Linked DNA regions of Mus musculus: region 1 is linked to region 2. The links are chromatin loops, found by intact Hi-C in ENCODE. Cell type or tissue: heart. All regions are shown on one strand. Links, peaks and the distances in the headings refer to the core of each region. The heading gives the core; the rest is flanking DNA.

Region 1 (15,812 bases), core at 3,263-11,262, 820 kb before region 2:
GAAAGTTAAATTAAGGGTGTTGCTTCCTTTGTGTGTTCTCAAAGACAGGAACTGACAGAGGGTCCAGAGGGCTAATGGTAAAACATTTATTCAGGTACATAGGGGCATATGGAGTTCTCCTATTTCTTTAAAGACATTATTAATTAAGTAGGCCTGGCAAGGAGAGGCTGCTAAGTTTTTAAAGGGATGAACTATGACAGCACATGTTTGTTCTGAAATATACAGAAAATTGGCATTCCGTGTTGGCTACATTTTAACCCTGTCAACAGCTCTGCTCCCAGCTGGAGACCTCTGCTGACAGGTGTTACATCAAACCTGTCTGGAAGTCTGTTTTTCCATGTCCTTTACTTATCTGATTATTGCTCCCATCCCTAATTAATCTGCTTTCATCACTGTATCACTGCTCTTGAGTCCTATCTCTAGGCTTTTCTTACTTAGTCATGGTTTTTCTCCTGCAGTACTACAGAGCAATCTGAACACATTCCACAACTGAGCTACACTCCAATCTTATTTACTTATATATTTATTTAAAAATTTATTCCATATGTATGCATGCATGCCTGGGTGTCAGTGGGTGCACCGTGTGCATCAGTACCCATGGACAACAGAACAGGGTGTTGGGTATCCTAGAACTGGAGTTGCAAGTAGTTGTGAGTCACCTGATGTAGGTGAGTGGAACAAAACAAAGATCTTTTGCCAAAACAGTATATTCTTCACTACAGAGCCATTTCTTTAGTGTCTGTCTGTCTGTCTGTCTGTCTGTCTGTCTATCTATCTATCTATCTATCTATCTATCTATCTATCTATCTATCTATCCATCCATCCATCCATCCACCCTCCCTCCCACCCAAACTGTGTCTTGATTTTGGGTATATCATCTTCTATGTCCATGATATTTTATTACATTTCAAAACACTTGAATTAGGTAGATAAAGGCACACAGAAATTGTAAATGGGAAGCTGAGCTACAAAGATGACACTGATGGAATAGGTCACAGGGAATAAGTTGGAAATTGAGGACTAGAATCTAAGTCTTGTTTTCTCTTTCTTCCTCCTGTTTAGTAGTATAGGTTGCAGTGGATGCTTGGTGTGTATAGGGACATTCAAAATATTATATAAAAAATATAAAAACTGTGTCCAAGTTGGCACATGACGTATCTGTCTTTGTGAGTTACCTTACTTAGTGTACTGGCTAGCTTTGTGTCAACTTGACACAGCTAGAGTTATCACAGAGAAAGGAGCTTCAGTTGAGGAAATGCCTCCATGAGATCCAGCTGTAAGGCATTTTCTCAATTAGTGATCAAGGGGGAAAGGCCCCTTGTGGGTGGGACCATCTCTGGGCTGGTAGTCTTGGTTATATAAGAGAGCAGGCTGAGCAAGCCAAGGGAAGCAAGCCAGTAAAGAACATCCCTCCATGGCCTCTGCATCAGCTCCTGCTCCCTGACCTGCTTGAGTTCCAGTCCTGACTTCCTTGGTGATGAACAGCAGTATGGAAGTGTAAGCTGAATAAACCCTTTCCTCCCTAACTTGCTTCTTGGTCATGATGTTTGTGCAGGAATAGAAACCCTGACTAAGACAAATTGATACCAGAAGAGTGGGGTATTCCTGTGACAATCAGACCATGTTTTGGGGAGGACTGTGGAAGGACTTTAGAACTTCGGGCTAGAAGATCCATTTGGTGTTAAGAGCTCTGTCAGATGTTGTGTAGAAGCTTGGAAGATAACGTTGAGAACAGGGCAGAAGATGGAGGCTTGGCTTGTGAAATTTCAGAGGGAAAATTAAAGACTCTTTTCAGGGTCATTGCTATTTTGGAGTTTGATTATTCTGTGGTTCTGGTTAGCTGGGGCTGAAGAATCAGCTGTGATTAACAGGATACCAGAACTACTAAAGCAAAACCTTTGCATTACTGGAACTATTGATGCTGGCTAGTTGGAGCTAAGAAATTAGCGGTGATTAAAAAGATACCAGCATCGTTGAGGTGACATCTGGAAAGTGTTTTCTGAAAGCACAAAGAGGACGTGTTCCAGAGATAGCCAAGGTTGTACTGCTGCAGCGGGGCTTGGTAATGTGTAAGGGTCACCCAGGTGGTACTGGTTTTGAAGGCATGAAGGGGTCACGCAGAGCAGCTGAGGCTCGGCTCTGTGAGAGGCCATGGAAGGCCATTGGTGAAGGTGCAGCCGCAGTTGCAATTGACGGCCCAGGACTGAAGGGGTCATGCAGTGTTTTGGAGATGCCAGTACCATGAGATGACCACCAAGAGCAGCAGCAGCAGTGGAGTACAGGCATCTGGAGCCTAGAGGATGACGAATGTGCTACAAAGAACATGGCTGGAGAAGTGACCCAAGCCCTTGGAGGAGCCCAGAAGATCGTGAGTTGGATCCCAGACATTGGAGAGTTGGAGTTTAATTTTGCTTTTGATTGTGACTGTGTCCTGATATTTTTCCCTCTTGAAGGAAGAAAATATTTTAGTGGAGCCCACAGTTAAGAGACTTTTAATTATAAAAAGACTTTGGATTTTAAAAGACATTTTATATTTTTAAAGGATTGAACTTTTAATATGTAAAGACTGTGGGACTTTTAAAATTATTTAAGATCTTAGGGATGAATAAGAATGTAAGGGTTGAGGCTTACTAGTGATGTGTTTGTGTGTCAGGTTGACAAGGGGTCAATTGTACTGGCTAGCTTTGTGTCAACTTGACACAGCTGGAGTTATCACAGAGAAAGGAGCTTCAGTTGAGGAAATGCCTCCATGAGATACAACTGTAAGGCATTTTCTCAATTAGTGATCAAGAGGGAAAGGCCCCTTGTGGGTGGGACCATCTCTGGGCTGGTAGTCTTGGTTCTATAAGAGAGCAGGCTGAGCAAGCCAGGGGAAGCAAGCCAGTAAAGAACATCCCTCCATGGCCTCTGCATCAGCTCCTGCTCCCTGACCTGCTTGAGTTCCAGTCCTGACTTCCTTGGTGATGAACAGCAGTATGGAAGTGTAAGCCAAATAAACCCTTTCCTCCCCAACTTGCTTCTTGGTCATGATGTTTGTGCAGGAATAGAAACCCTGACTAAGACACTTAGTAAAATACTTTGTAGATCCATTCATTTTTCTGCAGATTTATGATTGAATAAGATTGCTGTATGTATGTATGTATGTACGTATCTATCTATCTATCTATCTATCTATCTATCTATCTATCTATACTGTGATGGTTTGTGTATGCTTGGGCCAGCGAGTGGTACTATTAGGAGGTGCATCCCTATTGGAATAGGTGTGTCAATGTGGGCATGGACTTAAGACCCCTATCCTAGCTCCTTGGAAATCAATACTCTGCTAGCAGCCTTTAGATGAAGATGTAGATCTCTCAGCTTCTCCTGCACCATGCCTGCCTAGACACTGTCATGCCTAGACACTTGATGATACTGGACTGAATCTTTGAACTTGTAAGCCAGCCCCAACTAAATGTTGTCTTGGGGCCGGGCAGTGGTGATGCACACCTTTAATCCCAGCACTTGGGAGGCAGAGGCAGGAGGATTTCTGAGTCCGGGGCTGGTCTGGTCTACAGAGTGAGTTCCAGGATAGCCATAGCTACACACAGAGAAACCCTGTCTTGAAAACCAAACAAACAAAAACAGAGTTGCCTTGGTCATGGTGTTTTTTCATAACAGTAAAACCCTAACTAAGACACAGATACACACAGATACACACACAGATATACACACAGATACACATACACACACACACACACACACGCACACACATTTTCATTACCCATTGATATGCTGATGGATAAGTAGGTTTGTTCCATTTCCTTGTTAATTTAAATTCTGCTGTAAAAAAAATGTGGATATGCAGGCATCTCCATACTAGGACACAGATTTTTTTTTGGGGGGGGGGGATATGTCCAGTAGTGGTGTAGCTGGGTCATATGTAGTTCAGTTTTTGGTTTTCCAGAGAAACTCCCATGTTGATTCTGACAGTGGTTATACCAGCGTGCAGTCCCACCATTAATGAAAGGAAGTCTTCTTTTCCAAGTCCTCACCAGCTCTGTGATCATTTGGTTTTGTGATAGTAGCCATTCTGAATGGATGATTTCTTCATGTTCTCAGTTAGTAGGCAGAGTGATCCTTCAAGAAACTAGTTAATAAAGTTGCAATTTTCCTTGCATAGCATAGAATTCATTTTAACACACTAAAACACTTCATTTTAAAAAGGAAGGCTAATAATCTTGAAAAAAAAAAGTTCTATAATGTAACTTTACCCTCACCTGAATTTAGACCTGGTTGATTTAGAGTTTGAGGGTCAGATTCTTTGACCTTTGAACTTTCTGCAATCAATTTCCCCCATATTAATAATTCACCATGATTGACAAGTTGTGAATCTCCTCTCTGGAGATATTTATAGGGATAAAAATTCAATATTCTTTGAAAAACAAATTAAGATATCCAATGTAGGTTTATGAGCATCATGGGATGTGATCCAAACTGGTAATCCCCTCAAAGTTTCCAAGTTAGAGTCACAAAACCCTATTGCATCAGAGTTTACAAATGAAGCATATAATTATATGCCTAACAGCTGATGTACACCATACACATGGTGAAGCACTGGACTTATAAGAACTGACTGGAGGCCAGCCTGATGTATAGAGGGAATTTAGAACAGCCAAAGCAACACAGAGAAACCTTGCCTCAAAATAAAATAAAATGGACAGAAAAAAAGAATAGAAGGAAGGAAGGAAGGAAGGAAGGAAGGAGGAGAAATTGGCAGGAGAATAACATGTTTCTTTGGAAGGGCTGTGTCAAGTGCTTAAGACAGACAGGAGGTGTGAAAGCTCAAAACAGGAGGGCACTGGACAGGCCAGTCCGATGGAGGCAGGTCCAAATTTCTTAACTGAAATCCCCTCTTCCCATTAATGTTTACATTTGAGTCAATCTGACAAAATGTACCCAGCATAGAGAGGGGTGGAGAAGGAGAGAGACAGACTGAGAGGGAAAAGGGGAGGGGGAGAGGGAGGGGAAGAGACAGAGGGAGAGAGAGACAGACACAGAGAGTGACAGACACAGAGACACAGATAAAGATAGATATGTAGATAGATAGATAACTAGGTGAGGAGCAGGAGCAGAAAATAGGAGTTAGAATAGACAACAAAATAATAAAATCAAGGAATCAACACATAAAAGTGCAGATCTGGGGGTACAGGCACCCAAACGTGAAAATATCTCAGTCATGGATATGAGTTTAGTACAAATTCTCGACTTTACCTCTATAAATGCTGATTCAGTTAATATGGTAAGTGGGGAGTCAGGCCAGGTGTTTCGTATTTAACAAAGCTTTCAGCAAGAGGCCGTGAAGCAGTTTAGTGCCCATGCTTGAACTTCTCTTGCCATGAATATGATCCTCCTGGGGTTCAGGGAGTGGGAAACACGATGTATAGAGAAAGAATGAGTATATACACAACGGAGTACTATTCAGCAGAAGGAAGGGTGAATGAACTATTTCTAGGGAAATGAATGTTAAATAGAGATGATTTTCTTAAATATAATAAGCCAACCCAGAAAGGCAGATATTAGATTTTCTTTCATATGTGGAATATAGATTTCACAAAAGAGACACATTAAGTCAAAGGGAGGCTGATGGGAGAGGGACAAATGAGACTAAGAGATGAATATGAGCCAAGCATTTTCTGTGAATATATAAAAATGTCAAAATGAAATCCACTATTTTTGTACAATTAGGATATGCTAATAAAAAGTTCAGCAATGAAAAGGCAACCTGGGATTCCTCACATTTTTAAGGAGGCTATAATGGCCAAACAGCTGGCTGTGTCCATAGACAACACAGTGTGTTGGAATAACAGGCATCTGGTGATAAGTTCTGGGTCTAGCCTTTATGAGTCTTGGGGCAAGCCTCGGGCTCTTTGGCATCACTATTATTACGTCTAAAATAAGGGAAGAGAGGGGAGAGATAGTTTTTAGTTTCTCCTCTGGAGAGGGTTTCTATTGTGAAGAGACAACACGACCGTGGCAACTCTAACAAAGGAAAACATTTCATTCATGTTGCTTTTACAGATTCAGGGGTTTCGTCCATTATCGGGTGGGAAGCATGGTCTGAAGCAGGCAGACAAGGTGCTGGACATGTAGCTGAGAGTTCTACGTCTGGATTGAGAGGCAGCAGGCAGAGGGAGTGAGACTGAGCCTGGCTTGAGCTTCTGAAACCTCAAAGCCCACCCTCAGTTCCTCCAACAAGGCCACACCTACACTAACAAGACCACACTGCCTAATAGTGCTACTCCCTGTGGGCCTATGGGTCCTATTTTCATTGAAACTATCACAGGATCTATGCAGGAAGATTTCCTGGTAGCTCTATGAAGCCAGTTCCTGCTTCTAGAAACTCAATAAATATGAAATGTCTACAAACACCAGTTGTTCATAACACAATACCAGTACCAATGGTATTTTTTGCAGCACCTCTCAGGTCTCATAATTTATCTTCCCACTCTTGATGTGCTAATCCAGACCCAGTCAGATAGGCTTCTTTACTATGACTTCACAATGAGCAAAATTAGATTTAGAGAAGACAGGAGACAGTTCACAGGGTTTAGGGGAAAGAGGTAAAGCTCATAGCTCTAGCCTTGAATCATGACTTCATGTTTATTTACAACCTCTGAAATGTGCCTTACTCTCTGGGTGTTAAGGTCCTCGTTTCTGTGATGAGGTCACCCACAGAGCTTCTCTTGGGCATCTCAGTGCACCATGCATAGTGTGAAAGCACTTGCTCTAACAGCATAGTCCTTGTTAAAGCTGGGGTATGGGTAGGAAACTAATTAAAATAGGAAATGCATCGTAGTTTCTAGCCCACTGTCTGAGAGGACAATGCTGAGTCAGAGTTAGAACACTCTTCGCCTCCCCTCCCATCTCTTCTTTTCTCCTCTTCCTTGCCTCAACTTCCCCATTCTTCACTATTTTATTTATGGTCTATTATACAAGGATCAACAACTACATTTGGAGGATTCAGAGATGGCTCACTGGTTAAGAGCACTTACTGTTCTGGCCGAGGACATAAGTTAAGTTCCCTCCAGATCGAATGGTTTATAGTCACCTATAATTTCAGTTCCAGGAATTTTGGCATCTTTGGACACCTATATGCACAGGACTCACACAAACTCTCTCTGTGTCTCTGTCTCTCTCTGTCTCTTAGTCTCTCTCTCTCTGTCTTTCTGTCTCTGTCTCTCATTTCTCTCTCTCTCATACACACACACACACACACACACACACACACACACACACACACACACACACACGCCAATTTAAAACTGTTTTATTTATTTACTTTTCTGTCTGTCTGTCTGCCACCCAACCTATTTTTCCACATCAGGATAAATCTTAGGTGAGACATGCGTGAAAAGTGAGCATTCACCTCATTCTCCAGCAGAGGGCAGTATAATACACTCTGTAGTGTAAACAGACACGGGGAACTGATAAAGCTGCTGAGAAGCAAATCATTATTTCCATTTCTGTTTGTACACAAAAACTTGAGAGTTTCTTGTGGGGAAAAAAAATTTAAGGAAAAACAGTAAGTTACATTTATTGTTGTTATGAATCAGGGCAGAATTTTTTCATATTTGCTTTTATTTTTAAATGTCCATTGGTGTTTGGCTTGCATGCCTGCCTGTGTGAAGGTGTCAGATGCCCTGAAACAGGAGTTAGAGACAGCTGTGATCTGCTATGTGGGTGACGTAAATTGAGCTCAGATCCTCTGGAAGAGCATCCAGTGCTCTTAACTCCTAAGTCATCTTTGCACCTCAGAAATTATTTTTAATTATCACCTTATTTCCCCTTTCAAAAAAATTGATACTTTTAATTACTTCCTGCATTTAAATGCTATATGAGCTGCAGTCCTTTGTGGAACCTGTTTCAGGCAATATAAATATTCTCCTAAATTTATAAACTTATTTAGTAAAGTAAACTTATACCTTCTCGTTACTAAAAAACTCCCCAAAACCTTCATCTTACTAGTTCATTTTATTTGGGATTGAGGAAGCATTTAAAATGAAAACCAAAAGACTATCTCTATGGTTGGAATTCTTTCTCCAAACTCTAATACCTGGATAATATGTTTCCAATGTGTTTGCTGCTCATGCAAACCTAAAAGCATACAAGACCTACAGAATTCTCTCTTAGCCCCCATCTTTGACCCTATCTCCTGTTTGGTCATGGTTGTTCTCAGTCCATCCCACGTACACCTCTCTACCAATAAAGACTCCAGCTGATTCAGCTTCTCTTTATAAAGTTTTAACAAACTCCGAGAGAGTGCCAGCTCTGGAGCAGGTGGATTATATCAAGTTGTGACTCAGTTGCTTCTCAGCCGAGGTGAGACTAATGCTGGAAGTGGAGGAAGCAGTGAATGGAAGAACAAGGGTCCAGAGGGAATTTAGGAACGGTTTCCCAGGGCAAAGAAGCCCTTTAGGTAACTGCTGAGTGAGCCCTTGAGCTGACATCACTTCTGTTACTTTTGTCTGACTGAGAGGTGAGCTCGTGTGGCATCCAGGACTCTCTCTAACCACAATGACTTTGAAGAACCTGAGTTGCTAGAGTGTCTGGCTGAGTAGCTCACTGTAACAAATGCTGTAATTATGCCACTGAAAATTTGGGCTGTTCCAAGAGTTGTAAAAATGGAAAAGACTGTTCTTAGGACTCTTTACTCTGCTAGGTCTCCAAAGTAATGGGAAAATATTATGAAGAATTACATTTTTAGGGGCTTGGTGGCACACACCTTTAATCTTAACACTCAGAAGGTAGAGGCAAGCAGATCTCTGTGAGTTCCGGGCCAGCCAAGTCTACATAGTGAGACTCTATCTAAAAAAAAAAAATGCCGAAAATTTTATAATATAACATTTATAATCCAACAACTTTATTATTTAGCCAATATGTATTAATATTTTAATCCATGTTCCACCATTACAGAAATAAAGAGTCACTAAAATGTAAAAAGTAATATTTTTAAAGAAAGGTGCAGGGGAAAGTGGCTATTGCAGGGTTGAAGATCAGCAGGAAGGAGGTTCAGGGATTTGAGGAAGGGCCAATAAGGGCAAAGTGTATATGAAAATGCCATAATGAAACCCATTGCATTGGGCACTATCTTTAGAAAGAAAAGAAGACAATTTCAGGGAGTGAGTTTTACTATGGAAAATGTCAACAGAGCAGTAGAATTTACCAGAAGTAGAAGACTGTGTTCAGTTTAAGGCCAATTTTGGTTTAAGTTGTACTTGTGATGTGATAGGAATATCAAGGGACCTCTTATTGAAGGATACTAACTAATAAGATGGGCTGAAACTTTCCAGAAATTTCTACCCTGTGTCATTCATGTGACAGTGTTATGCTTTACTAAGCTCCATTTTCATAGTTAAAAAAATAAAAAAAGCAACAGAGAAGTCTTCCTTCCCTTGTGCCTGGCTGGAATGACTTGCATCGGATGCTGATACCCTTCCCAAGGCAACAGGCACACCTTCCATCCCCTACCCCTGTTTCAGAGACGATTACGACATGTTTCCACACACAGGCTGCTCTGAATAAGAACCTTTATTTCACCACATTTCTGCCGGGACCTGGATTTGGAGCCATTCTCATCCTGAGTCAAGAGCCCTCCTCTCCCATTGCAGGGGGCCTGCATCCCTTATGACATTGTTGTAGGTCAATTAATTCACTCAGCAACTCAACTCGGGTTTGTTTTTATTAACACGTTTGATGCCTTATACAATTCTTCTTTTTCCCACTTTGAAGACACATTATGAAGTTCATATATATGGTAAATTTAACGGTTTAGGTGCATTCAGTACTCTTTTTGTTTTTTTAAAGATTTATTTATTTATTATATGTAAGTTCACTGCAGCTGTCTTCAGACACTCCAGAAGAGGGCATCAGATCTTGTTACAGATGGTTGTGAGCCACCATGTGATTGCTGGGATTTGAACTCCGGACCTTCAGAAGAGCAGTCGGGTGCTCTTACCCACTGAGCCATCTCACCAGCCCCCACATTCAGTACTCTTGACTTATATTTCTTTCAAATATAATCAAAAGAACTATGTTTAATTTCTAAAGAATCCACAGAAGAAACAAGAAGCAGATGCCTGCAAATATATTAGTCTTTATTTTTTAAAAAAATCTATAATAAATAAGTGGCCTTCCAGTGAGTGTAGAAACTGTGGTTTTGTGGCACTATGCTGCTCTTTGGCTGATTATCTTTCTTGAGGCCACAGCAACTCAGCTTTTTAAATAAGAGGATCATCTTTCCCATGGTCCAGTGTCTAGGGTTAGGGTTAGGGTTAGGGTTAGGGTTAGGGTTAGGGTTAGGGTTAGGGTTAGGGTTAGGGTCCACTTACTCTCTCTGTAATAACATCTTTTTAATAACATCTTAAGATGTTTATTTCCTAGCTCCCCAGATAGCTCACCATTTTTTCAAATATAAATGAGGGTAGAAGAAAAAAATGGCACAATTGTTAGAAACCACAAGTGTTAGAATGTTAGGAGACTTCTAGGTATGGTAAACAAGTTGGATTTCATCACTTTTGGATTCTAATGGCTTCCCGAGTCCCTTCTGTGGTTATACACAGGATCCTCAATTAAGGCTTTAGAGCTTCGACCCCTTCTGCATCTCCATACCCCCACTTCCATTCATACTAACTTTCTCCTGGCTCAGTAGCCTCTGAGAGTTCTATACACACAAAGCTATTTCCAGCTTCTGTGAAGATCTCATGATGTTCCTCCAATAGCAATGCTTTTTCACCCAGGGCTGCATGTCCTCTATTCACCCTTCGGTTCTTCATTCAATCCAGTATAAAGGTTTGTGCTTCCCCTCCAACATGGTGTTTCTCATGATTCAGTTGTCATCTCACTGGATGGCCGGACCCACTGAGGTGAGAAGAGTACATCTGATCCTCTGGAACTGGAGTTACAGACTGCTGTGAGCTATTATATGGATGCTGGACATTGATACCATGTGTATTATGTCTTACCACATCGTCTCAGGCAAATCAGGAATTGAACTCAGAACCTCTGGAAGAGCTCTGCAGCCACATGTGATCCTGTTAAAGGCAGAGATATTTTTTTAAAAATTTTTTTATTAGGTATTTTCCTCGTTTACATTTTCAATGCTATCCCAAAGGTCCCCCATATCCACCCCCCAATCCCCTACCCACCCACTCCCCCTTTTTGGCCCTGGCGTTCCCCTGTACTGGGGCATCTAAAGTTGGCAAGTCCAATGGGCCTCTCTTTGCAGTGATGGCCGACTAGGCCATCTTTTGATGCATAAGGCAGAGATATTTTGTGCACTGATTTTGAGTTTGAGGATGAAATTGCTCAAGGATACCAAGACCAGAGTTAGAATGTGGGAGCTTCTGCTGATGTTTCCTGGCAGCACCAAGAACACCTTATTCCTATAGCCACAAAGTTATACATTTTGCCATGAATTGAAAGTACACTTTTCTGGGAGCCTCCAGAAAGCAGCAAGACTGTCCAACAATCATTAGCCTTACAAACAAATAAGCAGAAAGTAGAGAACCCAGTCCATTTTTTTAAACACCATGTATTTCTGGCTAACAAGAAACTCGCCCTGTAGACCAGGCTTGACTCAAACCCACAAAGCTCTGCCTGCTTAAGCCTCCTGAGTGCCAGGATTAAAAGTATGCACTACCATACCTGGTCCTCCAGTCAACATTTGGCTGGATGTGGGACATATGAAAATGTGTAATTCTAACTTGATACTGATTGAGTTTTTTTTTTTTTTTTTTTTTAGCCATCAAGTTTCTAACACAGCATGAAGCAATACAAGATTAAGGTGGGAAGATAGCTGTAGTGGAGTAATGATTTCTAACTTGACTAAGTGTAAATACAAGGCTAGAAGGTGAGGGGGTCTATGACTAAAACAAATTGGTACCAGCATAGTGGGATTATTCCTGTGACAACCTGACCATGTTTTGGGGAGGACTGTGGAAGAACTTTGGAACTTTGGGCTAGAAGATCCATTTGGTGTTAAGATCTCTGTGGGATGTTTTGGATTTTAAAAGAGATGGATATTTTAAAGAGATTGAAATTTTAAGAATATGTAAAGACTGTGGGACGTTTCAAGTTATTTAGACCTTGGGGATGAATAAGAATGTAAGGGTTGACACTTACTAGTGATGTGTTTGTGTGTCAAGTTGACAAGGGGTCAATTGTACTGGCTAGTTTTGTGTCAACTTGACACAGCTGGAGTTATCACAGAGAAAGGAGCTTCAGTTGAGGAAATGCCTCCATGAGATAAAACTGTAAGGCATTTTCTCAATTAGTGATCAAGAGCGAAAAGCTCCTTGTGGGTGGGACCATCTGTGGGCTGGTAGTCTTGGTTCTATAAGAGAGCAGGCTGAGCAAGCCAGGGGAAGCAAGTCAGTAAGGAACATCTCTCCATGGTCTCTGCATCAGCTCCTGCTTTCTGACCTGCTTGAGTTCCAGTCCTGACTTCCTTTGGTGATGAACAGCAGTACGGAAGTGTAAGCTGAATAAACCCCTTCCTCCCCAACTTGTTTCTTGGTCATGATGTTTGTGCAGGAATAGAAACCCTGACTAAGACACCAGGGCACTGTCCTAAATGAAGGAGAGGGACACATTAGTCTAACGAATGCAGGTCTGAGAGTGATGACTTAGGAAATCCTCTTTTTGTGTGTGTGTGTTAAAATTACTTTTATTCAGGGTGAAAAATACAGTATGTAACAGATTAGATGACAGTCTGTGATTAACCACATATTTCAAAAGAGCAGTACACTTATTTCTCATCATGGTTACTGTAATATATTTCCTCACTCGGAAGCAAAAGAGGGCCCTGAAACTATGTTATAGGGCAATGCAGTTCATTCCTCAGCAGAACAGTCCTTTCAGAATCTTTTCTGAGCCAATCAGGCAGCACAGGAGTTGACCTCAGTCCCTCCACCTACACAGTATTAACTCCTGAAATGAGGATGCAGTCTCTTCCTACTGGAATATGTGGTCCGTTGTTGTCAGGGACTGTAGGATTGTTACTGGGAAGAAGCAGTGCCACTATGGCAGGATTGATGACTGCTCTAGAAGTTGTAGATGCAGATTATACTGGGGAAATTAACATTATAACTTCATTACGTACCTGTATTTCTGTCATTCAACCAGGACAGAGAATTGCTCAATTACTCCTTATACCATTGGTTATGACAAACAATAAAGTTAAAACAAATATTTGAGGAGCAAAAGGTTTTGGTTTGTCCAATGCTTACTGGGTACAAGCCATAAAAACTGAAAGTCCTGAGCTTGCTTTCAGAATAAGTGGGGGAAAAATTACAAGTTGCGGAGGTGTTTTCTTCAGCTGTGTGGCCTTGCTGTCAGTTTGTGGAGAGCAACTTATTATCTTGGCAACAGCCTTGTTTGTGTAGGGATTTCCATGGGACCCCTTTGGCCAACAATTTAATTATATATAACCCAAAAGATTTGTCATTTGGTGACAAGAGATAGCCATTTGGGACTCTGACTCCCCTCTTATTTGATGATTTCATTTAGATTACCTTCATATGTGTGTATACTTTAGGAAGTTACTACTGTATTAGGTTTTCATACTACCACTCAAATGGCTCTTAATTTTAGTTGTTTCTCCTTACCATGTTCACTCTCTTGTCCCTCTCTTTTGTCCCATTGCCCAATGGATCTTTGAATTCTATTCCCATACGTATTTATTCTATTTCCCTTTTCTAGGGAGATCTATCTGTAGCACCTAGTCCCTCATTCTATACCTAACCTCTATGGTTCTATGGCTTGTTACCTGGTTATCATTGACTTCCATACATAAGTGAATACATCTCATATTAGTCATTCTGAGACAGTGTTACCTAACTCAGGATGACTTTTTTTCTTTCTTTATTTTAAATTAGATATTCTCTTTATATACATTTCAAATGCTATCACGAAAGTTCCCTATACCCTCCCTCTGCCCTGCTCCCCTACCCACCCACTCCTGCTTCTTGGCCCAGGCATTCCCCTGTACTGGGGCATATAAAGTTTGCAATACCAAGGGGCCCAATGATGGCCGACTAGGCCATCTTCTGCTACATATGCAGCTAGAGACATGAGCTTTAGGGGATACTGTTTAGTTCATGTTGTTGTTCCACCTATAGGGTTGCAGACCCCTTCAGCTCCTTGGGTGTTTTCTCTAGCTCCTCCATTGGGGGCCCTGTGTTCCATCTTATAGATGACTGTGAGCATTCACTTCTGTATTTGCCAGGTGCTGGCATAGCTTCATATGAGACAGCTATAACAGGGACCCTTCAGCAAAATCTTTCTGGCATATGCAATAGTGTCTGGGTTTGGTGACTGATTATGGGATGGATCCGGGTGGGGTATGCTCTGGATAGTTCATCCTTTCGTCTTAGCTCCAAACTCTGTCTCTGTAACTCCTTTCATGGGTATTTTGTTCCCTATTCTAAGAAGGAATGAAGTATCCACCCATTGGTCTTCCTTCTTCTTGATTTTCTTGTGTTTTGCAAATTGTATCTTGGGTGTTCTATGTTTCTGGGCTAATATCCACTTATCAGTGAGTGCATATCTAATGACTTCTTTTGTGATTGGGTTACCTCACTCAGGATGATATCCTCCAGATACATCCATTTGTCCAAGAATTTCATAAATCCATTGTTTTTAATAGCTGAGTAGTACTCAATTGTATAAATGTACCACATTTTCTGTATCCATTCTTCTGTTGAGGGACATCTGGGTTCTTTCCAGCTTCTGGCTATTATAAATAAGGCTGCTATGAACATAGTGGAGTATGTGTTCTTATAACCAGTTGGAACTTCTTCTGGGTATATGCCCAGGAGAGGTATTGCTGGATCTTCCGGTAGTACTATGTCCAATTTTCTGAGGAACCTCCAGACTGACTTCCAGAGTGGTTGTACAAGCTTGCAATCCCACCAGCAGTGGAGGAGTGTTCCTCTGACTTTTTTTTCTAGTTGCATTCATTTACATGTAAATTTCATAATTTCATTTGTTAACAGCTGAGTAATAATCCATTGTGTAAACATACCACATTTTTTCCATCTATTCATCTGTTGACAGACCCTAGATTGTTTATTTATGGCTATTATGAATAGAACAGTGTGATAGTTTGTATATGCTTAGTCCAGGGAGTGGCACTATTAGAAGATGTGACCCAGTTGGAGTAGGTGCAGCCTTGTTGGAGTAGGTGTGTCACTGTGGGTGTGGGCTTTAAGATCCTTATCCTAGATGCCTGGAAGCCAGTATTTTGCTAGCAGTCTTCAGATGAAGATGCAGAACTCTCAGCTCCTGAACCATGCCTACCTGGATGCTGCCATGCTCCTGCCTTAATGGTAATGGACTGAACCTCTGAACCTATAAGTCAGCCCCAATTAAATGTCATCCTTTAAAAAAGTTGACTTGGTCATGGCGTCTGTTCAAAGCAATAGAATACTAACTAATACAGAAATTGGCACTAGGGACTGGGGTATTGCTGTGATCGGCCTGATGGTGTTTTTATATGAAAGAATGTGGATTTGGGGGGCTTTGGATTTGGAAAGCATTGGAATACTTTAAATGGAACTTACTGGGATACCCTAGAAAAAATATGGATCTTTGTTGCTGTGAGAGGTTTGAACTGTGCTGACCTGGCCCAAGCGGTTTCAATGAAGAAGAATTTCAATATGTGGCCTAAAGCCTGTTTTTGTGGTATTTTGGGGAAAAATGTGGCTGCTTTTGCCATTGTATAAAAATTCTGCCTGAAGCTAAGGGAAGGATATTTAGATTGATTGCTTTGAAAA
Region 2 (15,812 bases), core at 5,240-13,239:
ACACTGGGGCATTGAGCCTTCACAGGAACAAAGACCTCTCCTCCCAGTGATGCCCTACAAGGCCATCCTCAACTACATATGCAGCTGGAGCCATGGGTCCCTCCATGTGTACTCTTTGGATGGTGGTTTAGTCCCTAGGAGCCCTGCAGGAGTCTGGTTAGTTGGTATTGTTGTTCTTCCTATGGGGTTGCAAACCCCTTCAGCTCCTTCAGTCCTTCCCCTAACTCCTCCAGTGGGGTCCCTGTGCTCAGTCCGAAGGTTGGCTGCTAGCATTCAAATATGTATTTGTCAGGCTCTGGTAGAGCCTCTTGGGAGAGAGCTATATCAGGCTCTTGTCAGCAAGCATTTCTTGACATCAGCAATAGTGTTTGGCTTTGGTGTCTGCATATAGGATGGATCCCGAGGTGGGGCAAAACATCATTTTTAAGCAAAGTGCCTGGAATTAAGAGATCTGGGACTTTTGGGATAAAAGAAATCCTTCAACACTTGTTCTGGGAAGAAATTTTCATCTCTAAACCTCTATGGAATAATAATTTTATCCCTGGGTAAAGTAATGTCCCATACATCATTGCAGAGTTTTCACCATTTTTAATTTCTTACTTTACTTTTCAATTTGTAGGCAATAAGTTCTTGTATCCATATAGCATATTATAGCTTATAAGAATATTCCCACACAGGGCCTTAGAGATGGCTTAGTGGCTCAGAATGCAGGCTTGTCTTTGAGAGGATCTGAGTTCTTTCTCAGCATGAATATGTCAGCTCTCAACAGTCTCAAAGAATGTGATTTATTCTTCTGACCTCTGTGCACAAAACCACATAAGGCAAAAGACTTATGCACATAAAAGAAAGATTAAGGTAGACAATTTAAAATGTTTTTGCACATTTAAACTTTTATAGTTCCAGGGATAATTTCCTAAAATCATTCAGCATTTGTATACTCGTTTATCTAATAAAAACAGAGCCTCAGCATGATACATGTAGATACAGAAGGCCATTGTGAAGCCCTGAAGAGTATACTCCCTTATTTGTCTGATCATGACAATGACTTTTGGACTTTTACCAAGGGCAGAGGAACATGAGCCTCTTTAATATTAACTAAATAAATTCACTTTAGGCAATTTAATAAAAAGTTAGAAAGAGTACAATTATGAGTTCTCTTCCCAGCAACTTTTTTGTCTGTGGAATACAGTCTGATCAGTGGACTTTGTACAAGATACTCTTTGCAGCCTAATGCTAACAGGATCAGGGAGAGAAGACAGGGAAAATAACAGAATTTCCACTTATATGGATTTTTTTTTAAACTTCTGTCTAAAGAGAACTTCATCCCAGGAGAGAAGTAGAATAATTAGTTGGAGTTCTTTGAACCTACCAACAGTTTAATGAACTAAAATCTCCATCCTCTCAGCTGTACAGAGGACAGCTATGTTTTCTCCTTTCCTACAGGACTGCACTGAGACCCAGTTCTAAAATTGAGCAGACACTGAATTCAATCCCAAATCCAGACTGCGTATTAGGAAATTGCTTGGGTAAGAGTCTTATAAGGGTCATTTGGCCATGCACATATGTAGAGATTTCTTTTTGCTTGGACATATATATTCTAAACCCAGACACTATTGCATATGCCAGCAAGAATCTGCTGAAGGGACCCTGGTATAGCTATCTCATATGAGGCTATGCTAGTGGCTGGCAAATACAGAAGTGGATGCTCACAGTCATCTATAAGGTGGAACACAGGGCCCCCAATGGAGGAGCTAGAGAAGGCACCCAAGGAGCTGAAGGGGTCTGCAACCCTATAGGAGGAACAACAATATGAACTAACCAGTACCCCCAGAGCTCGTGTCTCTAGCTGCATATGTAGCAGAAGATGGCCTAGTTGGCCATCACTGAGAAGAGAGGTCCCTTGGTATTACAAACTTTATATGCCCCAGTACAAGGAAAAGCCAGGGCCAAGAAGCAGGAGTGGGTGGGTAGGGTAGCAGGGTCGGGGGGGGGGGAGGGGAGAATAGGGAACTTTTGGGATAGCATTTGAAATGTATATAAAGAAAATATCTAATAAAAAAAGAAATAAACTCAACAAATGAGGCTGGAGTTGATTTGGTATTTATGTTTTAAGATTAATTACTGAGACTTTGGATAAAAGAGCAAAGATCGCTAACAAATACAAAGGTTCCAACAAAACAGTTATGATTTTGTTTTGACTCCATTTTCCCTGCTGCAATTTGTGTACATTTTCATTTCTTCCTAAATAATAATCAGTTTCAGTATCAGAATTAGATAATAGATTTAGATGAGAATTTCCACTAGGGACTCCCATGAGTGTTAAAATTATTTTTTTCTGCCTTTGACTTTTTCAGCTTCTTGTTGGGTCTTCCAAAGTGCGATCATGCTAGATCCATTTTTGTGAGTGCTCCATAGCCCCAGTAATAGTGTCAGGCCTTGGGACCTCCCCTTGAGCTAGATCCCTCTATCTTTAAATAGATAAAGGCCTGTTGATGGACCGTCTTTCCCTCAGGCTCCTCTTCATTTCCATCCCTGTAACTCTTTCAGACATGAAAAATTATGGGTCAGAGGTGTGACTGTAGAATGACAAACCCTTCTCTCACTTGATGTCCTGTCTTCCTGTTGGAGGTAGACTCTGTAATTTCCCTCTCCCTACTGTTGGGCATTTCATCTAAGGTCCCTCCCTTTGAGTCCTGGGGGTCTCTCACCTCCCAGGACTCTGGTGCATTCTGGATAGTCCCCTGCAACCTCCTACCTCCTGAGGTTGTCTGTTTCCACTCACTCCCCTGGCCCTCAGGTCTTCAGTCCTTTTCCCTCACTCAACACCAGATCATGTTACCCTCTCCCACCCATTCCCCCTACCCCACCCACTCTCCCTCCCAGATCCCTCCCTCCCTCCCCACTTGTGATTGGTTTCTTCTCCCTCCCAAGTGGGACTTGTGACACTTCAGCTTGCTGACCTTTTTGAGTTCTGTGAACTGAATCTTGGGTGTTCTGTACTTTTTTTTTTTTTAATATCCACTTATTAGTGAGTACATAACATTCATGTCCTTTCGGGTTTGAGTTACCTCACTCAAGATGATATTTTCTAGTTCTATCCATTTGTCTACAAAACTCAGGATGTCCTCGTTCCTAATAGCTGAGTAGTATTCCATTGTATAAATGAACCACACATCTGTTGTTGAATTAGCAGAAGACTGAAAAAAGCTGAGGACGGTGACCTTGTAGGAGAACCAACAGTCTCAATTAATCTGGATCCCTGAGATCTCTCAAACACTGGACCACCAAAGAGGCAGCATTTACCAGCTGAAATGAGGCCACCGACACACATACAGTAGAGGACTTCTAGGTCTGTGTTCATTCAGAGAGGATGCACCTAACCCTCAAGAGACTGGAAGCCCAGGTCATTTAGAGGTCAGACTTTGTTGGGGGTGGGTACATCCATATGGAGATGGGGGCAGGGGGTGGAAAGGAGGAATGGGATGTGGAGCTGTAGGAGACTGGATGGATGGGGTGGATAAAATTCGGAGTGTAAAATAAATTAATTAATTAAAAAAGAAAAAAATAATATTTTCTTGCCATGTATACATTCTCAGTATCAACTTACAGCATCAATTATGGAACTTTATTTTTTAACTGTCTATTTTTAAGTGTTTGCACATGAAGGGGAAGGATCAAGTAGGTCTATGATTCACAGTACAATTTCTCTTGGGACTGAGTCATGTCTCTGGAGATAAGTCCTTTTCAAGAAGAAGAATGAGTATACATACAGAAGTAAAGTTAGTGAAAGAAATGATGGTAGGAGGTTTAATGATAGTTTCCCCTGATATTTAACCTGTTCATAATTATTCATTTTAAAAGTGCTGTTCTTTGCTTATTCCCCTTTAGACTTCAGCAATTTGGATATATGCTCTATCACAATTAATCTGAATACACAAAAGAATGATAACTGTTAGAGTAAAGGCAAAGTAGTAAGGTTTAGGACAAAACCAAGAGCAGAGAGACAATATGGATAGAGATAGAAATAGAGATAGAGATAGAGATAGAGATAGAGATAGAGATAGAGATAGAGATAGAGAGATAGAGAGATGATATAGATATAGATATTGATAGAGAGAGAGATATAGTCGTACAATATAAATAACTGTCATCCTGAATATTTCCATCACCTCTGTCTCATAGGACCTTCATATAATTTCTGCAGTGTTACAATAGAATCACTCCTCTGAGAAATCTCATACTGTGAGAATGCACTGGAGTAATTGAGCTGGCAGATGGTCTTAATATAAGAAATATATTGATACAACTACCACTTACCTTCTTGAGCGATGAAGCTGATAAAAGACAGAGTAGAGCAGAGAGTATATGAGGGGAAAGCAAACCGGCTGCTTAGTCACCTGCTGTGGGAGTTAGTCAACACAATATAAGCTACCTCATTCACTTTGATTAATTTTTTCCTCTGGTGGTATTCTTTTATTCTCATCTTATTGTTCAAGATATTTACTTCGCTGGGGTTATTTTCCATTTGTTGATATGAAGTATCAAGTCCCACATTTTATTTGTAGCCTGAACATAACGCCCTTTGCCTAACTTTACCTGTTCCCATGACCATGGTTTCCCATTCATGTGTAAGCTCAGTCTCACTAGAACCTGTTTCAATCATTTCACTTATTTCATTCCTCTGAACTTGGCACACAGGAGATAGTCCAATGAGCATATTCTGAAGTGAATGGGACTATTTACTAGTGGCTGTACCTCCTCCTGAGCTTTGTAGACCTGGATAATTTCCTCACTTCAATATATTAGCTTGTTTACTTCCTTCTAGAGGTGATCTTTAAGCAATTAGCTATGTTGTGTTTGGCTGATATGTCAAGCACATATAGCCGTAGTTACCTCAATTAATTATCCCTTCAAAGGGTGACTGCTATTTCTACAAGCTCTTCGAGTAGGAAAATATAACTATTGAATTCAGAAATACTTGGGTTTAAATGCCAGTTTCCAGAGAGATTAATGGTGTGAGCATGTATAAGTTGCTAAACATCACCATGGTTAAATTCCCTTACTTGTTTATTTGGGTGGGGGTGGGGGGGTGAGACAGGGTTTCTCTGTATAGCCCGGGCTGTCCTGGAACTCACTCTGTAGACCAGGCCGGCCTCAAACTTAGAAATCCTCCTGCCTCTGCCTCCCAAGTGCTGGGATTAAATGTGTGTGCTACCACTGCCCTTCCCTCCCTTACTTGTTTTAATATCTGCCTTCTGGAATGACTGAAGCACAGTATCACTGATGAGAAATCTGTACCAACTTCTGTAGCATAGGACAGCTCATCCTAAATCATCTAACAATACTGTGCATAGGCGTCACTGTGCCAAAATGCACTGCGCCTAATTATCTAATGATGTAGCTTCTCTCATTAATTTAAACCAAAAACATACTCAATGAAAACAAACTCATGTTGGGCTCCAAAATGTATTGAAGTATTCATTTCAAATCTCCTAATTAGAACTGTACAGATTTAGAGTAAATGCTAAAACTAATGAATTTGATAGCCCCTGTGATTTCCCTAACACATCTACAATGAACTGATATTATTTAACACATCATTGAAGTGAAAAGAATATGAAGCCAGAGTCTTCTGGTAACTAGTGATGCTCCACAAAGTGCCTGAATCCATCTGGCTTTCTCTTTGTCTGTATACAGAGCCTCACATTTCAACAGTTAAAGACCTATAGGTTAAAGTAAGCGAATCACGCACAAGAAGTGATTTTTACTCTAATTCCAGGAAGAAGTTTTAAAAAGAAGCCAGCTATAATTCTTTTAACATAATATTTGCTATTTTTCTTTATTCAATTCTTCATTCTTTGGAAAGACTATTATTGTATAATGTGTACTGATTCAGTTGATTGTTGTGCATATGAAACTAATCTTCTCTCTCAAGCACCTTATATTCTAATGAAGAAGGGAACCTTTATAGTAAATAAAATTATATGGTTGCATGTATTTTAAAATGCAGATTAAATGTATTTTAATTTGACATATTCAATTCAGAAACAAAGAATGAGTTAAAGTCCTCAAATAGCAGCAAGTTACTCACATCTATAATTCAAATATTATTTTATTTTAAATGTTTGTTATTTTGAATTTTTAGTGAGTGGGGTGACTTTTAAGTTTTTTTAAAATTCCTTTATCGCTGATAAATCATTTTCTCGCACTGTCAGCAGAGACACAAGCCAATTACTATATTGTATGAGTATACATAGTTCAGATGCTAAACCTTTTGCTCCTAAGTTGAAGAGGATATCCTTTCACAGTATGAGGGTTCTCATATATAATAAGAGCAGCAGAAATGATAAATCATAGAAGTACAGTATCAAACACAAGCTGGGGTTCGACAGCATTTCTCATTGTACGGAGCTGTTCACATGATGTTTCCCTGGAGGTACAAATCATGACCTTTGTTTTGATTTTACACGATATAAACTAAGAGTCTAAGAAGCTGTAATTTCCAGGATTCTGGAGTGGGAAGTGATATCCTGTAGAAACAAGGTAACAAGAATCAAGGTTCTTTCAGCTCTATAACCACAGGCCAGTCTCTGTATAACACAGTGGTATGTCCAGTTTCTATAACAGATAGCTCCGTGATCAACTATAGAGAGTATCAGTCTATTTTGATCTCCTGTTTTAGAGGTTTCAATTTGTGGTATTTAACTGTGCTCTGGGGTCTGGGATAGATCCCAGCACTTTGGATGTGGAGACAAGAGAATGAAGATTTAAAAATTGCCTTCAGCTACAGAGTAAATATACATGACTTAGGGTGTAGGAGACTCTGTCACACACAAACAAACTAGCAAGCAAACAAACAAACAAAAATGAAATTTTTGGTAGATAAGCTGTTCATATCATAGTGTTGAAAAAGAGATAAAACACCAGTTTTTCAATAATACTTTTAAAACAACGATGCTAAGATGCCTCAAAGTCTCCCATGAGTCTCCACATCTGAAGATTTTATCACCTTCCTATAGAGGCAAACTCAAGTCCAAAACTTAAGTATATGCATCTACCTTGGGGAGGCATTCCAAAAGTCCTTTCTAATCAGACTTTTCATGTCTGAAGGCTACATGTCAGCAAGCGTCTGGCCCCACTTGGGTAGTTCTAGGACTATGTTACCAATAGCAACCTTACACTCTGACCTCTGACATCCCCATTGTAACAGAAACTTATCAGTCCCAGTCCATCAGTCTTTCTTCGTTGATTTTTCAGATCATCTCCACATGATATAGTTACTGCTATGTTTACCCAAGAACCCTGAAGTCTAGAGGTTCAGTGAGTGGCTTAAAGTGGCAGAATTGAAATTTGGGCATTTTATCTCCAGATCTGTGTTCTTCTTTACTGAACTAAATTATGATCTTGGGCAGAAATGTACAAAAGCATTATTGTGCACCAAAGTGTATATTAAACTTCCCTTTTTGTTTCTGTGTACCATGACCTAAACTTATATAAAGGTATATATTGGTATTTTTCAATTTTAATTTATTGCAGATTAGGTGTTGTGTCTAGAATTATTTCTTCTATAATTTAAAAATAATAATTTTTGGTTTGGTTTGTGTGTGTATGTGTGTGTGTATGTGTGTGTGTGTGTGTGTGTGTGTGTGTGTGTGTGTGTGCGCGCGCGCGGTGGTGGTGATGGTGGTGGTGGTGGTGGTTAAGTCAGCCATAAAACTCCAGGCAATATTTTTCAGGAAGCTTTGTTTAAAGTATTTTAGTGTAGTATTGTAGTCTAAATAAATAAAGAGTTCTCTCCTACCCCCCCCCTCGTGTGTGTGTGTGTGTGTGTGTGTGTGTGTGTGTAGATAGGGACTAGCCCAATTAGCTTCAAATCCATGATCCTCCTGCCTCAGCCTTCCAAGTGCTGACATTACAGGCAAATATAATTATTCCCATCATTACAGTAACAATTTTGGACAAAGAAAATAACATACTTATTCATAACACCTACTTATTCAAATATTTTTTTAAACTACAGGATTACAAGAATATATCCTTTAGAAGTTATGGTTCACACATTTTGGTGAATAGCAAAAGCTGACAATGAATTTTAAACTATTTTATGTTTATTACAGATAGATTGTAATCACACTGGAAAAATGAAAGTTAATATGTCTCTAAAGCTTTAAAAGATAATTTCTAGAATGTAAAGCAAAATGGCCATGCTGTAGTTTTTCGTTGTGACAACACTGCCACCTAGTGTTGATATATAACTATAAAGGAAAAATCAACACATTTTGGCTTTAAATCCTAAATCTCTATTCATACAAAGGTTAAAATTAGATAACGCAAACATCAACACAACTGAACACATTGCTTCAAAACACGAAGAAAGTATATTTAATTCCTCTGATCATCATGGAAAAATAATTTCTCTGTTGTCCTAGTAGAAGGAAAAGAAAGAACTATTTGCAACATAAGAATATAATTTGACTCTTTTCCATTTCATCTATTAGAAGAATGGGAGTTATTAAAGTAATTCAGTGTAGTTAAATTGTATCCTTATTAATTGGAACATAAGGAGATGAAACCTTTGTAAATTGGTAAACATTTGAATTACACTCTAAAGAATGCAGATTCTGTTGTACAATTAACTAGATATAGTGTCACAGAACAGGACTTAATAAACATCCAGAATGACAGGAATTCTGTGGGTGCCAACCCAGGCATTTGATGTGACTAGGAGTTGTGTGCTTTATTATGTTGGTTAAATGGTATTTTAAAATTCTTCCTAATAAGTCAAAGGAAGAAAATTGTATACTTCATTACAACCTTTGTCCAAATTGCCTAACAATTAAATTAAGAAGCTTGCTTGTATGCAAGCAAGCTCCAGAACCTGTCCGCCATAACTAGCACTTTCTAAAATAAATTTTAAATGGGCTATTTTGTAGAATGTGTTTCCCCAATTGCACAGAATGTATTTCGTGAAGATGCTTGTGATAGAAACTGTAAATCAAGTTAATATTGCAACCATACTCACTCATATTTGTAATTGTCACAGAACGATATAAAATAAAAGTAATGTTTCTTGGAATGCCTTAGCCTCTCTGTAAGGAATTTATCATTTACTATTTTCACTTCCTGCCTTTCTCCTGCTTTTTGTATTATTATTCTTAAACGAGTTGCACAGCTTTACCAGCCAGTTCATACCTATCACAGAAACGGGGAATACCTTGAGAACTGCTGCTCCTGTTCTTGTGATCTAGCAACATAAATGTGTCATCCACTAAACAAAATAGAGTAAGACACTGTTCAGACAACTTTGCAATAATATTATCTGTGAAGCAGCTAAAGAGCTCTGTATTACTGAAAGTTTCTTCCACTGGGAGAAGAAACGGTCTATTTCAGCTTACAGTTGAGGTCCAGCATGAAGGAAAGTAAGGGCCAGAACCTGGAAGCTGGAGCTGATGGGAGTGCTGTGGAGAAATGCTTCTTATTGGTTATTTCCTCAGAATATTTTTTTCAGCCTGTATTCTTACACCATCTTAGACCACCTGCTCTTGGGTGGTTCTGCTCACAGCGAGTACTTGGACCCTTCCACATCAATTATAAATAAACAAAACAAAACAAAACAAAAATCAATGCCCTATAGACTTATCTATGAGACAATCCTATGGAAATATTTTCTTGATTAGGAGTCCTTCCTCCCAAATGACTATAATTTTGTTAACTTGACATAAAATATAGCAAGCACATGGTCCATAAATTTCGATGCCAGTTACTGATACTGTCTAGGCAATGTGATGTGCATAAAGGTCAAGAATAAAATCTGTAGCTTATCTGTGTTATACAGCACTGCCATCATGGACGTTCATGTGGCCCAGGGCTAGGTTAGTAGATTAATCAGCAACTGTTTGAGTGACTGTTTCATTGTTGACCAGGGTCTTTGCTTGCATTACAACTGACAGAGGACCATAGCACAGATAGCATTGTCAATTCTATGGTGAAACAAAACAAAACAAAACAAAACAAAACAAAACAAAACAAAACAAAAAACTTGAAGCATCTGATATGGCAAATCAGCTGCTGTGTTTCAAATAAGTAGATAGGCAATATTTGTTTCAACGTATGCTCGAAGGATGTGGAGAGATTGATAATCAGTCTCTTAGTTATGGTTTCATTGATGTGATGGAACAACATGACCAAACTAACTCTTCTAAAGGAAAATGTTTAATTTGGGCTAACTTACAGTTTCAGAGTGTGATGGTTTGTATATTCTTGGACCAGGGAGTGGCACCATCTGGAGGTGTGGCCTTGTTGGAATAGGTGTGACCTGGTTGGAGTAGGTGTGTCACTGTGGGTGTGGGCATCAGATCCTCACCCTAGTTGCCTGGAAGTCAGTCTTCCACTAGCAGCCTTTGGATGAAAATGTAGAACTCTCAGCTCTGCCTGTGCCAAGCCTGCCTGGATACTGCCATGCTCACACCTTGATGATAATGGACTGAACCTCTGAACCTGTAAGCCAGCCCCAATTAAATGTTTTTATAAGACTTGCCTTGGTCATGGTGTCTGTTCACAGCAGTAAAACCCTGAATAAGACACACAGATTCAGTCCATTATCATCGTAACAGAAAGTGTGGCAATGGGGCTGGTGAGATGGCTCAGTGGGTAAGAGCACCCGACTGCTCTTCCGAAGGTCCAGAGTTCAAGTCCCAGCAACCACATGGTGGTTCACAACCATCTGTAACAAGATCTGGCACTCCCTCTTCTGGAGTGGCTGAAGACAGCTACAGTGTACTAACATATAATAAATAAATAAATCTTAAAAAAAAAAAGAAAGTGTGGCAATATTCGAGCACATGGTACTGGAAGAGCTGACAGTTGGTTCTACCTTTGATGTGGAGGCAACCAAGAGGAAGCTCTGATTAAAGACTTGTTGGACCTTGAGCACTAAGAGAGTTCAAAGCCCATCTCAGCAGTGACACACTTCCTCCAACAAGACCACACCCAACCCAACAGATCCACACCCCCTAATAGTGCCACTCCCCATGGGAAAAGCGTTCAAACACACGAGTCTATGGAAACTGTACCTATTCAAGCAAGCCACCAGAGCAGGTAAAACATATGTTGTGCAAGTGGAAGGACGGGGGTTCAGTTTCTGTAGGTGCTGGGAGGCAATGGTAGCCCCAGTTTATTCCTGGAATGTGCAATGCAGAGAAAAGGATCACTGGAATAAGCTGGATATCTAATCCAGCCAAAACTCAAGAAAGACACAATGCATGTATATACACTTGCACTCAAACATACTCTACACACATACACATGCATACACACAAGCACAGCACACACACAAACAGAGCAAAAAACAAAACCCCACAATACTAAAGATATATGTGTGTGTGTGTGTGTGTGTGTGTGTGTGTGTGTGTGTGTGTGCTTTGATGGATATAAAACAACATGATTGAGAGGAAGAGTAAAGACATTTATTGTTAAGGTAAAAATTGTTAAACAAAAAAATTGAGAGGTGGTGGGACCCTATAACTTGTATGTATATTTTTACACAGTGTTCAATGATCAGTGCTGAAATGGGTTTACACTGATAAAAGAGAGCCCTTTGCTCAGTTGTCTGTCTTAAGAGACGACTTGGTACTTTCTTGGGGGAGGGGTATAAATAAGCAATGGAATCTCCCAGAAAACTATGTGGGTGACCATAGCTCAGACTCCTAACAATGGGATATAGGGATCCTGAAACATTGACTTCCTATCACCAGGCAATGAAAGTTTTTGGTTACCAACCCATCCCCAAAATCTTGGACCTACAATTTGTCCTGCCCACAAGATGTGCTGGAGCAAGTGTAAAAATTGTGGGAGTGGCCAAACAATGACTGGCCTAGCTTGAGACACAAATTATATATTTCTTCCAGTCTTTGTTAATAGCATTACTGTAAATACAAAATGAACTTATTGTGGTGACAGAAGATATATCTGAGGCTTGTAAAATGGGACTGCAGATGCAGAATTGCAAGGCATAGCAATGGTCATGTCATCAGTGATGGCCATCCTGGGCTCCTGGAGACTAAAAGTAATAAATCATAACTGTCAGTGTTTTACTCTTTAAGAATTCAAGTCTACACAGTAGTAAACATCATGAATCTATTTACTTACTGACTCTCTATTTTTGTGGTGTTGTAGATGAATGTAAGGCCTTTTTAATATTAGCCACATACTTTAGCAATAAGCTACATCCCTCACAAAAGAAAGAAAGAAAGAAAGAAAGAAAGAAAGAAAGAAAGAAAGAAAGAAAGAAAGAAAGAAAGCATTTTAAAAGCTCTGTCTGTACATTTAATTTGAATATGACATTAAAACTATAAGTTATTTTATCCTTGACTTTCCTGTAACATTTCAGTTTTAAGTTTAAAATATGGACATTTCTGTAACTTATATCACTAAACATCCTTTCATTAAACTTATACAATGTTTCTTAAAAAAAGAGTATGAAGCCTATGGGAAGGATTGTTGGCATGCTGGGGAGGAGGGCTGAGCAGTACTAAGAATGGATTTGTCAGTATATTTTCCAGAAGACTTTGTGAAAAACATGTTTATGAAGGAGTTCTGTGCTCTCTTGACTTCTTGTTCTAGCTCTGCCCTCTCCCTCCTGATCCTCCTCTTTCCTCGTTCCCCTCTCCCTCTCCCTCTACTACTCATGCCCAGCCTTTACTCCTCTATTCTCTTTCTTTCTCTCTGCCTTTCTTTGCCCCTACTACTTTCTCAACTCCCCTCCCTATGTCCTGAATAAAATCTATGGGTGAGTATGAAAGGTACAACCTGTTGCTAATCTAGGTGTTGTCAAACCAGAAGCTATATGTAGTCAGAATTCAAGGAGAATTCAGGGAGGTTGGTGGTTTGGTTTTGCTTTTATTTTTATTTTGTCTTTTAAAGTTAGTGAATACTAGCCGGGTGGTGGTGGCGCACACCTTTAATCCCAGCACTTGGGAGGCAGAGGCAGGAGGATTTCTGAGTTTGAGGCCAGCTTGGTCTACAAAGTGAGTTCCAGGACAGCCAGGGCTATACAGAGAAACCCTGTCTCGAAAAACAAAACAAAACAAAACAAAACCTTAGTGAATACTTTGCAAATATTTAAAATCAACAGCCTAAGAAAGAAAGAAAGAAAGAAAGAAAGAGAGAGAGAGAGAGAGTAAGAGAGAGAGAGAGAGTGAGAGAGAGAGAGAAGGGGAGGGGAGGGGAGGGGAGGGGAGGGGAGGGGAGGGGAGGGGAGAGGAGAGGAGAGGAGAGGAGAGGAGAGGAGAGGAGAGGAGAGGAGAGGAGAGGAGAGGAGAGGAGAGGAGAGGAGAGAAGAGAAGAGAAGAGAAGAGAAGAGAAGAGAAGAGAAGAGAAGAGAAGAGAAGAGAAGAGAAGAGAAGAGAAGAGAAGAGAAGAGAAGAAAAGAGAAGAGAAGAGAAGAGAAGAGAAGAGAGAAAACACCAAAGATGGAGAAAATGTCTCCACAATGAACACTGACACATGACAGAGCTAAGAAATCAGAGAAACAATGGACAACAGAAGAGTAAACATTCTAGAGATGGGGGTGAAGCCTGCTCACACAGCTGGATCAGAATGACAGCAGTGTTGCTCATTTAATGGTTTCATTTTATGAAAATAAGTGAAGTTTTAGCCCCGAGAAACTTGAGAGCATACCTCCTTTAATTCAGTGAGAGGGAATACAAAGGAAGAGCTCATGTAGGAAATTTGTTGCATGTTGTCTCTAATACTATTTTTTTATTTTGATATTCGAAACTCCTTGAAAACCTCAACTAACAAGGCCTTGATTTTCAGACGATGGGAATTAACCTTCATGCATGTCTAAAGTACGTTCTGGAACACTGAGACTACATCAAATGACACAATCCATCATAGCACCCCTTCCGTCTTACTTAGGTTTTTTTTTCTGGAAACACTTTATTAATGTACCAATAGTCTGTTTAAAGTTTTAGTGATCAGACTTAGGAAATAAGAACAGTGTATGTTTTAAACATAATTTCTCAAAACCCTGGCTATTTAATACAGTTTGCAACCTTACCATAGAAGCCCCTTGGAAAATGCTGTTTTATGCATGGATTTTGTTGCTTATGAACAAGTAAAATGTTTTGTGCCCTGGCTGTCATTAAATGGTTGACAGATTTGGAAATGGAATGTAACAAGATGCCCATAGTTATCCGAGGCAAGTTTTTCTTCTTCGACAAAATAGAAAATCAGTCCCTGTATGAGTGCTCATCAGACTGTACACTTGGTGAAACAAACTGGTAAGTGAAAGGCCTGAGCCTCCCATTTCTATAATTGGGCCAGATTTGCAGCACACATTCATAAAAGATGGTTCATTCTGTAAAACATGACACGAATGTGATTTTAAAGAGGAGAAAAAAATCATTTGCTTGAAAACAATTTCCTCTGAGCTCTGGATCACTTGTCATGGTGGAGGAAGGTAACCTACTAAAGTGTTCAAGGCAACTTGTATCTCCCTCCATGATATGTCACTTTATGTAGAAGCTGAAAATGACAAAACAAGATTCCATTTGGAGAAAAGGCAAACCTGCATGCTTGGCATGTAGACAGTTGAGAAGGGGGACGATGCAGAAATTGATATTGTCAAAGGACTTTGTAACTGAAAAGTGGACAGTTTATGGAATGATCCTACCATCAGTAGGGTGTGTAATATTGAGTCTGAGAGAGCCAATGTTACTTAGAGATGCAGATATAGAGTCATCAGAGTGTGCAGAGGGAAGGTGGTAAGCTCCCATCTAATGACAGAGAAATTCCATTGTACACTGCCATTTGCCTACCAACATCTCATTTTGAAAACAAGACAGAGAAATTGGGAGGCAGAGAGGTGAGATGTGGCGCCCTGGTTGAGAGAACGATGAGCAGGCATCCTGGAAGCATCAGGCAAGCAGATGGAAATGTGAAGCTCTGAAGGAACAGCAGGGCAGCATGGGTTTCACAGCTGCAAGTGCACTGCACTGAGGTAAAATAGGTCAGAGGCTGAAAGTGGGACAAATTAGGATTCTGCTAAAGTTATTTACTCTTCTTTTAAATACTCAAGCCATTACTCATTTGTCATTTGAAACCTTTTTTTTTTTTAAATTGGAAACCCACTTTTTTTTTTCAGCAGTATTCATGAAGCAGAAGACTATTATCATTAATCATTCTGAGATCTATAAAATCCTTCCCAAGAGATGAAAGGCACTGCCCAGTGTGTCTCACAATCATGAAATAATAACAGTATCAATGATATTTTAACTTCACTTAGGTAGTATAAAGTGTTTTCAGTACCTTGCAGAACATCTTCATAGTTGAATGTTCATTTCCAGAACCACATCACCTAAAGTTGTCCCTAAGCATCCATCACTTACTCAAGTAAGAATCCCATTTGTTCACTGACATGTGCACTAACTGATTATTTCTCATCTCAAGCTTCTTTCATTAGTTAACAGACTACAGCCCATGAGCAACATCAGAACATAACTCAGAATCACAGGAACTCTCTTTGTGACATAAATTGGTTTTTTTATGACACTAATGAGTCTTATAGTTTGATGTTCATGAGCGATTATGAAAGTCTCAGCATCTAACAAAACCACTTGGCACTATGCCTAAACTGTGGTCTAGCTATTTTATTTTCAAGGTGAAATGAGCATCCCATCATGGACCACAGGTATGGCAGTAAAATGAGTCAACTAACACAGTAACAACTCCATTTATGGTGATGGTAGTGGAGCTGATATACACCAGAAGAGAGGGTTGGTTACCAGAAACTCACTTGATATTGGACCCCC

Evidence for each region. Peaks named below come from ENCODE experiments on the same cell type or tissue, not always from the same donor. Only the 100,000 strongest peaks of a DNase experiment are listed, where the experiment ranks them.
Region 1: it touches region 2 in a loop (16-fold over the local background); 21 of 42 quality-filtered maps call a loop at or near these places.

What each region holds. Positions count from the first base shown.
Region 1 is chr1:19,170,824-19,186,635 of GRCm38, reverse strand. It overlaps a transcript of Tfap2d not described here. Among named protein-coding and RNA genes, the nearest start is that of Tfap2b, 30 kb to the left of the region's middle. In heart, for the core only: a CTCF peak has its summit at 7,424 (motif pointing right); no DNase peak of the experiment used is centred there.
Region 2 is chr1:18,352,568-18,368,379 of GRCm38, reverse strand. No RefSeq gene overlaps it. Among named protein-coding and RNA genes, the nearest start is that of Defb41, 95 kb to the right of the region's middle. In heart, for the core only: a CTCF peak has its summit at 8,244 (motif pointing left); no DNase peak of the experiment used is centred there.